Linked DNA regions of Homo sapiens: all the other regions are linked to region 3. The links are chromatin contacts, found by Hi-C or POLR2A ChIA-PET in ENCODE. All regions are on one chromosome and are shown on one strand. Each heading gives the region's core, a stretch centred on a gene start or an enhancer-like site at or near the end of the contact. The rest is flanking DNA. Distances are from core to core; before and after follow the strand shown.

The links. Hi-C counts contacts between places; a loop is a spot of excess contacts on that map. ChIA-PET counts read pairs that join two places held with the same protein, here RNA polymerase II (POLR2A). Pooled maps may share reads with other maps.
Region 1: a loop to region 3 is called in a map of B cell, with 13 times the contacts of the local background. The contact joins the promoter of GINM1 here to the promoter of STXBP5 in region 3. A Hi-C loop is called at or near these places in 2 of 168 maps with a recorded cell type or tissue (B cell and naive thymus-derived CD4-positive, alpha-beta T cell), 1 of 37 single-sample maps with no recorded cell type and 9 of 50 pooled maps.
Region 2: a pooled map shows a loop between it and region 3 (5-fold over the local background). The contact joins the enhancer-like site here to the promoter of STXBP5 in region 3. A Hi-C loop is called at or near these places in 3 of 37 single-sample maps with no recorded cell type and 8 of 50 pooled maps. POLR2A ChIA-PET finds 5 or more read pairs at or near these places in 1 of 52 experiments (CD4-positive, alpha-beta T cell).
Region 4: a map of naive thymus-derived CD4-positive, alpha-beta T cell shows a loop between it and region 3 (8-fold over the local background). The contact joins the promoter of LATS1 here to the promoter of STXBP5 in region 3. A Hi-C loop is called at or near these places in 1 of 168 maps with a recorded cell type or tissue (naive thymus-derived CD4-positive, alpha-beta T cell) and 4 of 50 pooled maps. POLR2A ChIA-PET finds 5 or more read pairs at or near these places in 1 of 52 experiments (B cell).
Region 5: a map of naive thymus-derived CD4-positive, alpha-beta T cell shows a loop between it and region 3 (7-fold over the local background). The contact joins the promoter of PCMT1 here to the promoter of STXBP5 in region 3. A Hi-C loop is called at or near these places in 1 of 168 maps with a recorded cell type or tissue (naive thymus-derived CD4-positive, alpha-beta T cell), 1 of 37 single-sample maps with no recorded cell type and 11 of 50 pooled maps.

What each region holds. Positions count from the first base shown.
Region 1 is chr6:149,564,925-149,567,624 of GRCh38, forward strand. It overlaps GINM1 (glycosylated integral membrane protein 1), which reads left to right and starts at 1,451. Exons shown (of 8, transcript NM_138785.5): 1 at 1,451-1,610. The coding sequence starts at 1,491. RefSeq lists enhancers at 618-747, 1,998-2,047 and a silencer at 1,178-1,727.
Region 2 is chr6:144,348,635-144,351,334 of GRCh38, forward strand. All of the region lies in intron 2 of UTRN (utrophin), which reads left to right. Among named protein-coding and RNA genes, the nearest start is that of SNORA98, 56 kb to the right of the region's middle. RefSeq lists an enhancer at 545-654. Within about 2 kb of position 1,362, at least 16 of the 41 ENCODE cell types and tissues checked have a DNase peak (open chromatin) inside an H3K27ac peak, as active enhancers do; they include CD4-positive, alpha-beta T cell, where a contact is called at or near this core.
Region 3 is chr6:147,203,037-147,205,773 of GRCh38, forward strand. STXBP5 (syntaxin binding protein 5) reads left to right here and starts at 1,381. Exons shown (of 28, transcript NM_001127715.4): 1 at 1,381-1,646. The coding sequence starts at 1,497. It overlaps STXBP5-AS1 (STXBP5 antisense RNA 1), which reads right to left and starts at 1,578. Exons shown (of 11, transcript NR_034115.1): 1 at 1,377-1,578. LOC124901422 (a long non-coding RNA gene) reads right to left here and starts at 535. Exons shown (of 2, transcript XR_007059803.1): 1 at 1-535. RefSeq lists silencers at 564-983, 1,014-1,063, 1,084-1,163, 1,334-1,523.
Region 4 is chr6:149,716,834-149,719,533 of GRCh38, forward strand. It overlaps LATS1 (large tumor suppressor kinase 1), which reads right to left and starts at 1,268. Exons shown (of 8, transcript NM_004690.4): 1 at 1,016-1,268. It overlaps LOC645967 (a long non-coding RNA gene), which reads left to right and starts at 788. Exons shown (of 1, transcript NR_134652.1): 1 at 788-2,063. RefSeq lists a silencer at 758-1,147.
Region 5 is chr6:149,748,470-149,751,169 of GRCh38, forward strand. PCMT1 (protein-L-isoaspartate (D-aspartate) O-methyltransferase) reads left to right here and starts at 1,272. Exons shown (of 8, transcript NM_001360452.2): 1 at 1,272-1,487. The coding sequence starts at 1,433. It also overlaps a transcript of NUP43 not described here. RefSeq lists enhancers at 272-1,237, 2,203-2,700 and silencers at 1,022-1,411, 1,642-1,878, 1,804-2,098.

The sequences.
Region 1 (2,700 bases), core at 201-2,700, 2.4 Mb after region 3:
GGTTTCACCATGTTGGCCAGGCTATTCTCGAACTCCTGACCTCAAGTGATCCACCCGCCTCGGCCTCCTAAAGTGTTGGGATTACAGGCGTGAGCCACTGCACCCGGCTTCTAGATTCCTTTTTTTTTTTTTTTTTTTAATAGACTCAGGCGATCCTCCTGCCTGCGTTTGCTGCATAGCTGGGAGTACAGGCACAAATGACCACGCCCATCTCCAAATTCATTTTTAATTCCAGCAGTAGGAAAAAAAGGAAAAGGCCAAGTTTGCAGATGGAACCCAGAAGTGTGTGGGGCTTCGCTGTGAAATCACTTGTAGCTTAACAATGGCGTGGGGAATCTCAGAGTAAGCCCGGAGTTAGTTGAAAGGAGTCTTTAGCCAAAACGTTTATAATTTATTCTGGGGCGGGGCCGGGGGAGGGGGCGGTGGCGGTCAGCAGGCCTGTGGGAGGAGGGTGTTCAAAGGAGTAAAGGGGGCTCAAAGAGAGAAATAGATTCTTGTTTCCTTTTTCATGTCAAAAGTTTTATTTCATGTCAAAAGTTTTATTTCAAAGGAAGACTAAATATTACTCTTATTCTGCCTGAATGGCCAAGTTTCCAAGTTTTTCTCAATCAACATGCAATCCTGTTAATCTAAAATGCTTGAATTTCTTGCTACTCTGCTTTACAGGGTTCCGTAACTTTTTTTTTTTTTTAAATCTGCAAGGTGGAAGAAAAGTCTAACACTTTCACTTTAGAGTTACGATACTGACCAAAAAGGCACTGACAGCCCAGGTGCGCTGGCTTCCTTCCAGCTGAGCGCTGTCCCCGCGCCGCCTCCAGGGGTCGGCAGAATGCTGAACAGTAAGCATGGCGCATCCTCAACCTTGGCCCCACAATGAATCACCCGAGAAAATTAAAAAACCACCAGGGCCCGAGCCGCAGCCCAGGCTGGAAAGTGGGGTGTTCAGGAAGACCCCAGTACTTTTTAAAGCTGCCCGGGAGAGTCCCACGTGCAGCCAAGGGTGGGGAATTACCCACTTAATAAAAACTTCCCCTGTAAATGCGATGTTTCATTTTTAATGTATAACAGTTTTCTGAAATATTACCGTTGTTTTCATCGTATAGGTACATGTACATGTGCACACACAGACACATGCATGTGTGTAAATACTAATTTTAAAAATAATGGTTACGAGGACATTTACATCGCTCCAGTTGGAGTCCTGTCCAATCCTGAGGGCGGGTCTAATGAGGGGCCGTACCTTCCAAGATTTCACTCCGCCCCTCGACGCCGCGCGGCGCTGCGCGTGCGCAAACGCCTTTCCCTGGCGAGCCGGATCTCGGAGCGTCCCCGCGCCTCTCCGCGGCCGCCCGGGGAGGGGAGGGCCCGTCCCGCCCCTCCCCGTCTCTCCCCGCCCCTCCCCGTCCCTCCCGCCGAAGCTCCGTCCCGCCCGCGGGCCGGCTCCGCCCTCACCTCCCGGCCGCGGCTGCCCTCTGCCCGGGTTGTCCAAGATGGAGGGCGCTCCACCGGGGTCGCTCGCCCTCCGGCTCCTGCTGTTCGTGGCGCTACCCGCCTCCGGCTGGCTGACGACGGGCGCCCCCGAGCCGCCGCCGCTGTCCGGAGCCCCACAGGTAGGGCAGGGCGGGCCTGGCTGGCCGCTTTACGACTCCGACTCTCCGGGAGGCCCGGGCTGTCCACAGTGACGCTTCCCACATCCCACCGGCGGGCAGGGGCGGGGGTCCGGGCCCCCGAAGGAGGTGTGGGGAGAAGCACCCCAGGAAATGGGGGCGGCGTGGGAGGCCGAGGTAAGAGGAAAGGGACCCACTGGGGCTGCGTCGCTGTGAGTGAGCCTCGAGCCACTCCACACCGACTCTCCGGCGGCCCAAGCCGGCGCGCGACCTGACGGGGCTTTGCCGTCGAAGCGCGCGGTTGCCGGTGATCAGGCCTTCGTAATGGCGCCTTCCCGGGGTAGAGCCAGCGCTTGGGCAAGGAATGTTTGTGTGCTCGGGAAGTGTGGAAGTTGCCCACTTCGCGCATTTCCAGGCCACTTGTGCCTGCTCGGCCTGCGATCGCGAGGGTCCGCCGTTCCGAGGCTGCGGGGCTCCGCCGGGCTCAGGTGGGCAGAGGGAGAGACCTGGCCCTCGCGCGACGTAATGTTTTTGTCGGATGTTGGAGGAGAAGTTCTCACGGCGGGGCGCGATCGGCGGTGTCCGCATCCCCTGGGGACTCAGCCCGGCCTCTGGGGGCGGGGCCCAGCAGTCCGGGTTGGAGAGTCCTGCAGGTGCTTCTGATGCCAGCTGAGGTGGGAGAATCGAGGCATCCTAACATTAAAACGTGGCTGATGCTCACCATTCCTGCCGTAGAGTCGTGCCTACCTAGGCCAGTATCAGCCTTTTTTCAGTAGAATGGTAGGGAAAAGTTTGAATATTTTAAAGAGCAAGTGTTCTGAGAATGACAAGAAACTATGTCGGTACACCTCTTCCTAGTCAAGACTTGAATATGAACACTCTAAATACAAAGGCGAAGGGCACGGTAAGTGTCACTTTGACCAACAAGGTGAAACCCCGTCTCTACTAAAAATAGAAAAATTAGCTGGGCGTGGTTGCAGGTGCCTGTAGTCCCAGCTACTCGGGAGGCGGAGACAGGAGAATTGCTTGAACCCGGGAGGCAGAGGTTGCAGTGAGCCGAGATCGTGCCACTGCATTCCAGCCTGGGTGAGGG
Region 2 (2,700 bases), core at 112-2,611, 2.9 Mb before region 3:
CATGTGAAAGAAAAGAATCGGCCGGTGCGGTGGCTCATGCCTGTAATCCCAGCACTTTGGGAGGCCGAGGCGGGCAGATCACCTGAAGTCGGGAGTTCAAGACCAGCCTGACCAACATGGAGAAACCCTGTCTCTATTAAAAATACAAAATGAGCCGGGCCTAGTGGCGCATGCCTGTAAACCCAGCTACTAGGGAGGCTGAGGCAGGAGAATTGCTTGAACCTAGGAGGCAGAGGTTGTGGTGAGCAGAGGTTGCGCCATTGCACTCTAGCCTGGGCAACAAGAGCGAAACTCCATCTCAAAAAAAAACAAAAACAAAAGAAAAGAATCTTGGGTGGAGAAAATGAGAAATGGGATTAACATGGTACTGAGCAGTTCTTTTTTTTTTGTTTTGAGACGGAGTCTCGCTCTGTCGCCCAGGCTGGAGCGCGTGATGGGATCTCGGCTCACTGCAAGCTCCTCCTCCCGGGTTCACGCCATTCTCCTGCCTCAGCCTTCCGAGTAGCTGGGACTACAGGCGCCCGCCATCACGCCCGGCTAATTTTTTGTATTTTTAGTAGAGACGGGGTTTCCCCGTGTTAGCCAGGATGGTCTGGATCTCCTGACCTCGTGATCCGCCCGCCTCAGCCTCCCAAAGTGCTGGGATTACAGGCATGAGCCACGGCGCCTGGCCCTGAGCAGTTCTTTAAGGGATGAGACTTGGCCCTCAAGATCTGGGTTTCCATTACCCCTGCCATCGTCAGGGTAAGTCACTGAACCTCTGAGAAGGGGACTCCCAACCAGGAGGATCACAGGATCTCCCAACCAGGGAGGATGCCCCGGGAGAGTGTGGTCAGGATTCATGATGTTACACATTTTAAAGTTCTTTGCAAGCTATAGTAATAGTTCCAGGTAAATAAATGGAATAATAAATTCTGTAAAAATTATAAAAACCTAGTCTGTTGATAATGGGCTCTTTTAGGTAGAGTCTAGGGTAGGAAATCAAACATTATATTCATCATGGTACTTGAAATATATTTAAGCTGAAGCTGTGCACTCCATCATGTTTTTGATATATTTTTCCTTGGCATTACTTGAAAGGCATGCTCATGAAACTGGATTTGGATCTGTTTCATGTTTTCACTTGCGTTCTCTGACCCCTACTTAGAGGGCACCAGGTGCTTCCTATTCTAACCGTTTGCAAATTCAAGACTTGGTTGGAGGGCCATTCAGGGGACTGGTGTGGGGTTAGATAGGATCTGGACACAGCGACTCCCTCGCTCCTGCTCCAGTATTTTGACCTTAATTTGAACAGTTCAATGAACTGGCAACTGAAGTCGTTTTTTCCCACTGAACTAGACCTTTCATTGTTTTGCAGAGGAAGATGACTCATAGCCAGGTTCTACCATTGTGCTAAAGTGAAATTTTAGTCTAGGACTAAAGGAACACAGGCCAAACTTTCTGTCTGAGCTGCAGAGTATTGAAACTTAGATTGTGAGCTGGGCAGGAATTCCTGTGGCCCTCTGTGTGGAGTTGCTCTCAAGGAAAAGGAGCATTTAAATACGTTTTTGACTCCAAATTTAATTTTTAGTAATATAGTTCAAATGTCCTTTAAAATATCTTAAGTAATCAGACTGTTTTCTAAAAAAAAAAAAAATGTAATGCAAAATGAAAATTCTACAAAGTAGAAAACTGTCATTTCCTTCCTCTCTCCAAAACCATTGTTAATAGTTTCGTTTCTTCTGCTACCCTTGTTTTCTATGAATGTAAAAATGTATGCCTCTATGGGTGAGCATGGCTTTTCTTTTTTGAACCAAAATTGAAACCATCCTGATTTAGTGGCATCCCACTTAAAACATTATTAAAAACTACCTGTGTACATGTATCTTCGCTTACTTGGGCAATTGCTGGGGCAAATATGCTTTTACTGTTAAATCGTCATCTACAACAGATGACATGTAGAGAGATGAAATGTAGTCTATAGTTGTTTGAACTTGCATTTCTTTTTTTGTGGAACTGAACTTCTCTGCATATGTTTATTGGCTCTTTGGACAAATTCGTCAGTGATTTGGCTTTTCATGCATTGCTCATTTTCTTTTGTTGCTTGGATCCCTGACTTTTATACTCTTAATGATTCCAAGGGAAATTCCTACAAAATGGCAGATTTGGGAGGACTTATTTGAATTTCTTTTGAGTTCTAAAATGGTTAACTGCTACCTTAAAAGATAGATATTATTTTCAGATATCTAGGACAGAGGTTTGAGTCTTTGGACTTAGATTCTATAGTATTTTCTTTCTTTTTTTGGCTGATATGGAAGACGTCATCATCCCAAACTGTGCTGAGACTAGTAGTTATTTAGATACACTATTTTATTACATTTTCGTATACTGATAAATTATTTCCATATGGATGGTAAGTCCCAGATTTATTTATGAAAAAAACCATTTTTTATATATTTTATGGAACATGGAGTTAGCAGAAAGATGCTGTGGAGTTAGGCTTAAAATTAAGCCCTAACTATTCTGCCTCCTGTTTTGGGGCTGTTGTCAGTCTTTAAAGGTACATCTTTGTAAAATTTTTTGAACATAACTTGACAGATTGCAAGAAGGATTATAATAAATGGTGTCTGTTTGTGTTAGAGTATTTCAAGTCAGTACAGGAAAAAATACATTTAGATGCTAAGTGAAGATAAGACATTAGTTTAAATGAGGCCCCGTATG
Region 3 (2,737 bases), core at 131-2,630:
GTCAGGGCAGATTGAAGGTTCTGAAAAATAGTGGCAGCGCGGCGTTTCCTGCCACCCGCGCTCCTCCCCGGCGAGGGGCTGGGTGCGGGGTAGTGTCATCGGCCCGGGCTGACACCGGCCCTGGAACCGTTCCCCGCTGGCAGCCTCTTCCATCCCAGCAGCTAACTGCTAAGACCAGACACGTTCCACCAACAGTAACAGCTGTAGGAAAGAACCCGTTTTTTCCCGTCTAGGTTTCTCTCCTTTTCCTAGTACCTAAGTCCATCATCCTCCTGCCACTGACATATCGTTGTCTAGACGCTCTTTTTCAAAACTCAAATCCAATCAAACAAAAACAACGCCCGTCAATAAAGCAAGAAAAATAATACTGCAGCCAGCGGCCAGGAGCGTGCACCCCATTAACGGCGAGAAAGCATCAACCCCTGCTGTAATGACTGAATTGGAAAGAAAGGTTTCCTGCTGCTTGTTAGTCGTCAACATTTTTACTATGCCAGCTGCAAGAGAAGCAGCTGCATACTCTGGCAACTCGACTGGGGTGGGAGAAATTTAGCCAGCGTCTGGGATTTTCGCAGAAGATAATTTAAGCCCCAGCTTCGCTCGGGCTGGGGGGCTGGGGGCCTGCTGGGCCAGGGTGGGGGAACCGGGCTGCGGCGCGCATGCGCAGGTACCGCAGCCCGGCTCCTGGGAGGCCCTGCTGCCGCCACCGCCGCGGCCCGCGCTGTAACCGCGGCTGCCGCTGCTGCTCCGGGCGGGCGTTGGTGCCGTGTGCCGAGGCGCCCTGTCAGGCGATGGGGAGCGGCTGGGCGGGGAGAGCCGACGGCCGCGGCGGCGCCTGAGGAACGCAGCCGGGCTCGGGAGCGGCGAGGGCGGGCCGGTCCAGCGGCGGAGGAGCGAGGCGGGGCGAGGCAGGCGGCGCGGGGACCCACACCAGGCGCCTTGTGTGCGAGGCCGAGCGGCGGCCGCGGACAGAGAGCCGGCGACCCCCGGCAGGAGGAGAAGGAGCCGGAGGACGCGCCGAGGGACTGCGGGGCCGGGGCGGGCGAGCAGCGGCGCGGCCGCGGGCCATGGACGCAGCGGCGACGGTGGCGGCGCCGGGGGCGAGCCGGGGCGGCGGCGCGGCGCAGAGTCCGCCCGCGGCCAGGTGAGGCTGGGCTGAGCGGGCTCGGGCGCCGCCGCCACTGCTGCTGCTGCTGCTGCCGGGCCGCGGAGCGAGGCGGCGGCGGCGGCGGCTGAATCGGCACCACAGCAGCCGCGCCAAGCAGCGGCGGCCTCGGAGGAAGAGGGGTCGCCGCCCAGGTTTCTTGCGGCCGCCGCTCTTGTCGTCGCAGTATTTCCTGTTCGGATTATCTTTTGCTTCCCCCCAGCTGCCTCCTTACCCTCACACTCCCACTCCTCCGTTTCCGCGGTCGAAGCTGCCTTCGGCCCCGGGTGGTCTCCCCCGCCCGGGGACCCCCTGTGCCTCCCCTCCCGGGCTGCGGGGGAGCCCCTCCGAGACCATGAGGAAATTCAACATCAGGAAGGTGCTGGACGGCCTGACCGCCGGCTCGTCCTCGGCGTCGCAGCAGCAACAGCAGCAGCATCCGCCTGGGAACCGGGAGCCGGAGATCCAGGAAACGCTCCAGTCCGAGCACTTTCAGCTCTGCAAGGTGAACGGAGCGCGCAGCCCCGCGACACCGTCATTGAAAAATTGGGGTTGTTTTAAGGGGGCTACTCGGGCTTTACATGGGAATGCAAGGGAAGAGAACGCCAATAATAATAATAATAACTCTAATAAAAGGCTCGCTCCTCCCTTGGCAAACGTTTCTTCGGTGGGTTGTTTTGGAGATTGATACCTTACTCCTTTTCATTGATTTTTCTCTCTCCCCTTTGCACATGCAGCAATCAGTTCAAGGTTGCTTCAAACTATTATCCGACCTTTAATCGTATTCTGACACTGCCAGTAATAACCTGGAAGCTTTTATATTCAAGCGTTTTAATATGATTCACCAACTTCGAAGTTTCCTTTGGAAACGGTGTCTAATGAATGTTGTTTATCAAAAAGCCAAACCTGTTCTACCACACCTTTGCTCATCACTTTTCCCTTAAAATGTGGTGTAAGTGGCTTACGATATGAAATCACAGGGTTCTTTTTATCATTATGTTTGTTAAAAAGTACTGAGATTTTTGCCTGTTAATGGCACGATAATTGCCATAGCGTTCTGTAATTCAGAAAGAATGATGCAGCGAATTAAGTCACCAGCTGCTTAATGAGAAACACAAACTTGCCTCGGTTTTAATACCTGCCTTTCTCATAAATAGCCATGTATTTGTATGTCAGAGTTAATTAAAAGTGTGCATATATATATATATATATATATATATAGGTCTAATGCCCTAAAATGATTATGGCCTTAATAGTAAATTGCAAAAATGTATGTTGTACTCATCTTCATTCTGTTACAAGTGTAAAATGTTGGGATAGAGGTTTGATTATTGCTCTACTGAATGCTTGACTAAAGTAATTATATGACAGCTTTTCCTTAGAAGTACTTGCGTTAGCATCCAAATAAAGTAATGATGAAATGAATACTGCCAAAATAAAGTATGAATTGCATTTAATGGGTTTACAGAATTTTGGACCATTGCAAACTTTAGTCATCTGGTGTCGGATGTAGTAGTATAGAATATTAATAAAAGATTTTCTTCTATGGAATACCAGTATTATGGAAAAGCGAAATTAAAGTATATCACTGGACTA
Region 4 (2,700 bases), core at 18-2,517, 2.5 Mb after region 3:
AGAGATAATAAGCTTTGTTTTCGTAGCACAGAACATTCACTCCAATTATAATGTCCTACCTTTTCTTCCTCATGGAGGAAATTTGATAAAAAATTAAGTTTATCAGAAACTTCTGATAAACTGATAAACTGATAAATTTATTAACCTTCAATAAATAATTCATAAAGTTCAAACAAGTTTCATGATCGCTAACATTCAAATCCATTTCCAAAACTGGAGTTATACAATATTACTTCTGTGCATGAGATTATACTTATTGTTCACTAGATTTATGAATAACTTCTGGAGGATGATACATGTTTTAAAAGCCGTATTAACATATGAGTTGACAAACATTAAATTTTGTTCCCTTAGAAATTGACAGAGAAGTCAGAATGGGGATAAATCAAGTCATCTGAGGCATTCATTGAGCTACAAGCTATTTCAGGTTATAAAAAACACTGTTCCCTTAATTGTCGTTCCTTCATTTGCTGTATTTATATACACACTCCTACTCCATAAAGACCTCTCCATCTCTCCCACCTCTTCCAACTATGAACAGTAACCTAAAATCACACTGAACTAGACGTAAGAGACTCCCAGGATTTCTCTAAGGTATACCCAGGATCAAGGCCCTCTGGGATCCAAAGAACTGTAGCTCTTTTACTGCAATTTTCCTTCAGAACCACCTTTCCCGTTCCTTCCCTCCTGGACACCGCCGACTCGCGTGTTGGGGGTGGGGTGGGAGACACGCCGCCAGAAAGACAGGCTCTACCCAGCCAAACCTGCACCTCCGAGGCCGAAAAGCCTGGGGCTCTTCCTGCAGCACCGGGCGCGGCCAACCCTCGCTTCCCCAGGGCAGGGCTCAGCTCGGGTCAATGCAACCAGCCAAGTCAGGCCCGGAGCGGGCCGGCTCTGCCCGCCAGTCCAAACCTCTGGACCCTCGCCAGCGGGGATGGGCGTGGGCCCCGGCGGCCACCGCCCCGCCAACTCGAGCACTGGAGGAGCGCACCCGCTACGCCAGCCCCGGACCTACCTGGAGGGGAGAGCAGAGCTCCTGGACAGCGGCCACGGGCCTGAGGGCGGACGCTGAGGCGGCCAGAGTCCGTCCCAGCAACCCCAAGTATCCCTGGTGGGGCAGAGCGGGGAGACGAACGGGGGGGCTGCCGCGGGCCAGCGCGGCCCGTCCCAGGGGTCGTGAGGACCTGGCTCTCCCCTTAACACCAGGCCACCGCCGCCGCCGCCGCCATTTTGCCTTCCACTCAGTGTCGCCGCCGCCGCACTCCGCTGCAGGTTTCCCGGATGTGGGCATTTCCCGGCGTCGCTTGCGCGGGGGCCGAGGACTGGGGGCTTTTGCCCGCCCGGCTGCTGCGAGGGAGCGCGCAGCCTGCGGCCTCCGGGCTTCGTTGCGTCGCCCGCAGCTCTGATCGTTCGTGAGCGTCGCCCCACGTCGCTCCCGCCTGCCCCTGCCCATACGACTCGCCCGCGCCCGTGGGTTAAGGCTGTCTCCCGCCCAGCCTACTTGGTTGATTCAATCCTTTTCCCCATTGATCTATTTCTCTGGACCGAGTAGGGATGTGCATTTCACGGAGCTACGTTCTCAGAAGGGAACAACTGAGTTGCTCTGGGAAACCTCCCTGTGGACCTCAGAATTCCAGATTTTTGGCGCTTTGAAATAAAATTTTATTCTTGCTTAGCGTTCTTTCCCCGAACAAGCCGGTGAGCTTCCAGCATCTGTATTTTCTGAATCCGGCAGATAAGAAATGCTTGAGCCAGGACCGATTGATTAGCAGCGGTTTAGAGATCTTATCTGTCAACCGCATCCGTAGAAGGAGATCGTTATTGCCATAATTGGAATACCGGTGACGGTGTGACAAGAGGTTTTACTTCTGGTTAAGCTGAATGTAAAGTGTGGGATGGGATCGTTGGGTTTGATGTATAAGGTACGGTCCACCCTTTGTGAAGATCGCCTTTGCCAGTTTTTCCTCTAGGAAATATACAGTTAGTGTTTTCAAGTACCTTCTTTCGTAATTTTTCTACTACAGAGTACAAAAAAATTAAAGACATCTTTTTCTGACGTTAAAGTAATAACTGGCTACTTACTGTATCTAGAAATCCAAATGTGAAAACCCGTTAAAAGATTATGTTCCGGACGGGCGCGGTGTCTCACGCCTGTAATCCCAGCACTTTGGGAGGCCGAGGCGGGCGGATCACGAGGTCAGGAGATCGAGAACATCCTGCCTAACACGGTGAAACCCCGTCTCTGCTAAAAAATCCAGAAAAATTTGCCCGGCGTGGTGGCGGGCGCCTGTAGTCCTAGCTACTCGGGAGGCTGAGGCAGGAGAATGGCAGGAACCCGGGAGGCGGAGCTTGCATTGAGCCGAGATCGCGCCACCGCACTCCAGCCTGGACGACAGAGCGAGACTCCGTCTCAAAAAAAAAAAAAAAAAAAAAAAGATTATGTTCCAAGAACATTTGGTTGAAAGTCTATTTTCTACAAGCACAGAGTTTGTAGAAGGCAATGTGACCCAAGGTGGGTCACTAAAGAGCCCCAGGGCTTACTTTCTTCAACGTAAGGGTGCCCCATAAAGACCTTTTCAGCCCTAAAATTATATGAATTATAGGAATCTAATATGTCCACAGGTCTGCTTGCCCTATCCAAAAGGATTATGCATCTGGAAGGGCAGACTGCCCCCAGAATCCTGTCACGTCTGTCATCAA
Region 5 (2,700 bases), core at 22-2,521, 2.5 Mb after region 3:
TGTGCTGATATAGTGGCACAGATGTCTTAGCTTTGTTTCCTTCTAAAAGATTACTGGAGGCCGGGCGCTGTGGCTCATGCCTGTAATCCCAGCACTTTGGGAGGCCGAGGCGGGCGGATCATAAGGTCAGGAGATCGAGACCATCCTGGCTAACACGGTGAAACCCTGTCTCTACTAAAAATACAAAAAATTAGCCGGGCGTGGTGGCGGGTGCCTGTAGTCCCAGCTACTCGGGAGGCTGAGGCAGGAGAATGGCCTGAACCTGGGAGGCGGAGCTTGCAGTGAGCCGAGATCGCGCCACTGCACTCCAGTCTGGGCGACAGAGCGAGACTCCGTCTCAAAAAAAAAAAAAAAAAAAAAAAAAAAAGTTACTGGACTAGATGATGGCTGGATTCTGTCAGTCTCAGGTCTAATTAGGAGTCAGCGATTTGGACGCGACAAGCAATGTTCTCAGTGAGCTTCTCACTCATGGTCTTGCAGAGCTGAGAGCAATAAAGCCACGGTGGAATTTGTGAGGCTTAATTAGGTGGAAATGCACACTTACGTCGGGAGAATAACACGTTCACCAAAGGACACAGTGGTATTTTTTAACCAATCGCAACTCTGTACGTTGGTATTATTCTAAGGGAGCAAAGCTTTGCCCCAACCCCCACCCCCATGTCCTGGTACTCTTCCACTCTGAGAGCTTTAGAACCGGGGTTCCAAAGTCTCTGCTTAGCCTAACAGTGACGTGCTTGTCACAAAGCCAGAGGCCGGTGTACTCGGGTTAGAGAGGGCCTTTGTCGTTGGGTTTTATTCTTATTGTATTATTCGGGCTCCACCGACCCAAATATTAGTCAACTGGGTTGGGCGAGGTAGGACGGATGAAGCCCACCGTCTAACAATCTGGACATCTATAGGAGCAGATCCGCCGCTCGAAACAGCTGACCCAGCGACGACTGCGGAACCACTAGCAGCGTCTGCACAGATCGACCCCGCCATCCCGCCGTCCCGCTCGGTGACCGGAGACACAGCCGGGAACGCGACTGATCAGGCTACCGAGCCGGGCCGCAGGGCGAAAGCGGTGCGGTCCGAGGCCTCAGAAAGGGACACGCAGCAGCGGAAGTGGCGCTGACTCAGCCCGGCCTCCCTGCAGTCCCCTGGCAGCGGTAGCAGCCACAGGGGCGGGCGGCTGGGCCACACGCCTCCCCCGCCCTCGGCCCCACCCGGCCGCACCCTAAGCCGCGCGGCGTCACAGAGCGCATGCGTGCCGCGGGGGATGCCGGGAGCGCGCAGTGGCGGCAGCGGCGGCGACGGCAGTAACAGCGGCAGCTACAGCGGGGACGCGAGCGGGGCGGTGACGGTGTGGGAGGTGGTCTCACTCTTGGGAAAACTGCTGGGCACCGTCGTCGCGCTGAAGGTGGTTCTGTACCTGCTCCGAGTGTGCTTAGCGATGGCCTGGAAATCCGGCGGCGCCAGCCACTCGGAGCTAATCCACAATCTCCGCAGTAAGTGCCACCTCCGCCCGTTGTAGGGCAGCTGGGGCAGGCTGGGCCTGGACCGGGTCCCCCTGGGCCGTCCGGAACGTTCTGTCTGTCCCCGCGCGCCTGTTGGAGGGCTTCGGCGCAGAGTTGCCCCGGTAGTCCCGAACGGCGTGCGCTTGCAGTCGCCTCCCTCGGGACCTGTCACTCGTCGACGACGTGGACTGGAAGGGGAGAGAAAGAGCCAGGGGCCGCTGCTGGTGGGGGCAGGGGCAGTCGTCTCCCTGCAGGCCCTGGGGGAGGGAGTGCAGTACAGGTGATGCTGCTGTCACTCAGGTCCGCGTCCGGGTCCGGCTTGTGAGGGGCGTGCCTTCGGGGTGGGAGCGTGTGGGCTAGGCCTTATGGAGAGTGGGCTGGCGCTCAGGAGACCCCACCCTCGTCCCCTGCATTTTTCTCACCTTCCTCCTCCATAATCAACCTCGCTGCAAGCTTTCCCTCTTATGCAGCCTCCCCCGCCCTCCGTTTTTTCCCCTGGAGGGAGATGCCACCGTCTGATACAGGCGAGGGGAGGAAGATGAGAGTATTGCCATTGCAGATGCTGGGAGAAATTTCTCGGGCGGCTGTCCAGTGGAAAGCTCCGTGCGGGGCGGAGAAAGAACAGGGGATGCTGTTCCTGAGAGACTTGTATTTCAGGAGCCTTTGCAGGTCCTGGATCAGCAGAGGGTTGTGTGTCTGATGTTCTAACTTTTTTCAGGGCTACCATAGGCTTTAAAAACCTTATGTGGAGTTTCTTTATATCACTCTCCTTAGTTACTGTATTCCTTCTTCTGATGATAATTTTAGGATAGGATGAGTGCTGTGTCACTTTCTTTTTTTAAATCGAAATATAGCGTCCCCGTTTTGTTGGGAGACTACAAGGGCCGCAGTCTATAATAAACTCACTGGTCAGAATTTATAGCATTATTCGCTACTATGCAGTAATCATATCTTGTCACATGGTATTTTTAATTGTCCTGTGTTACTTAGCTTTTCATGTGTTTGTCTTATTTCTCAACTCGATTTGTAATTTCCTTAACGGCTGGCACCATTAAAAAAAATTTTTTTTGGCCGGGCTCATTGGCTCACGCCTGTAATGCCAGCACTTTGGGAGGCCGAGGCGGGTGGATTACCTGAGTTCAGGAGTTCGAGACCAGCCAGGCCGACATGGTGAAACCCCATCTCTACTAAAAATACAAAAATT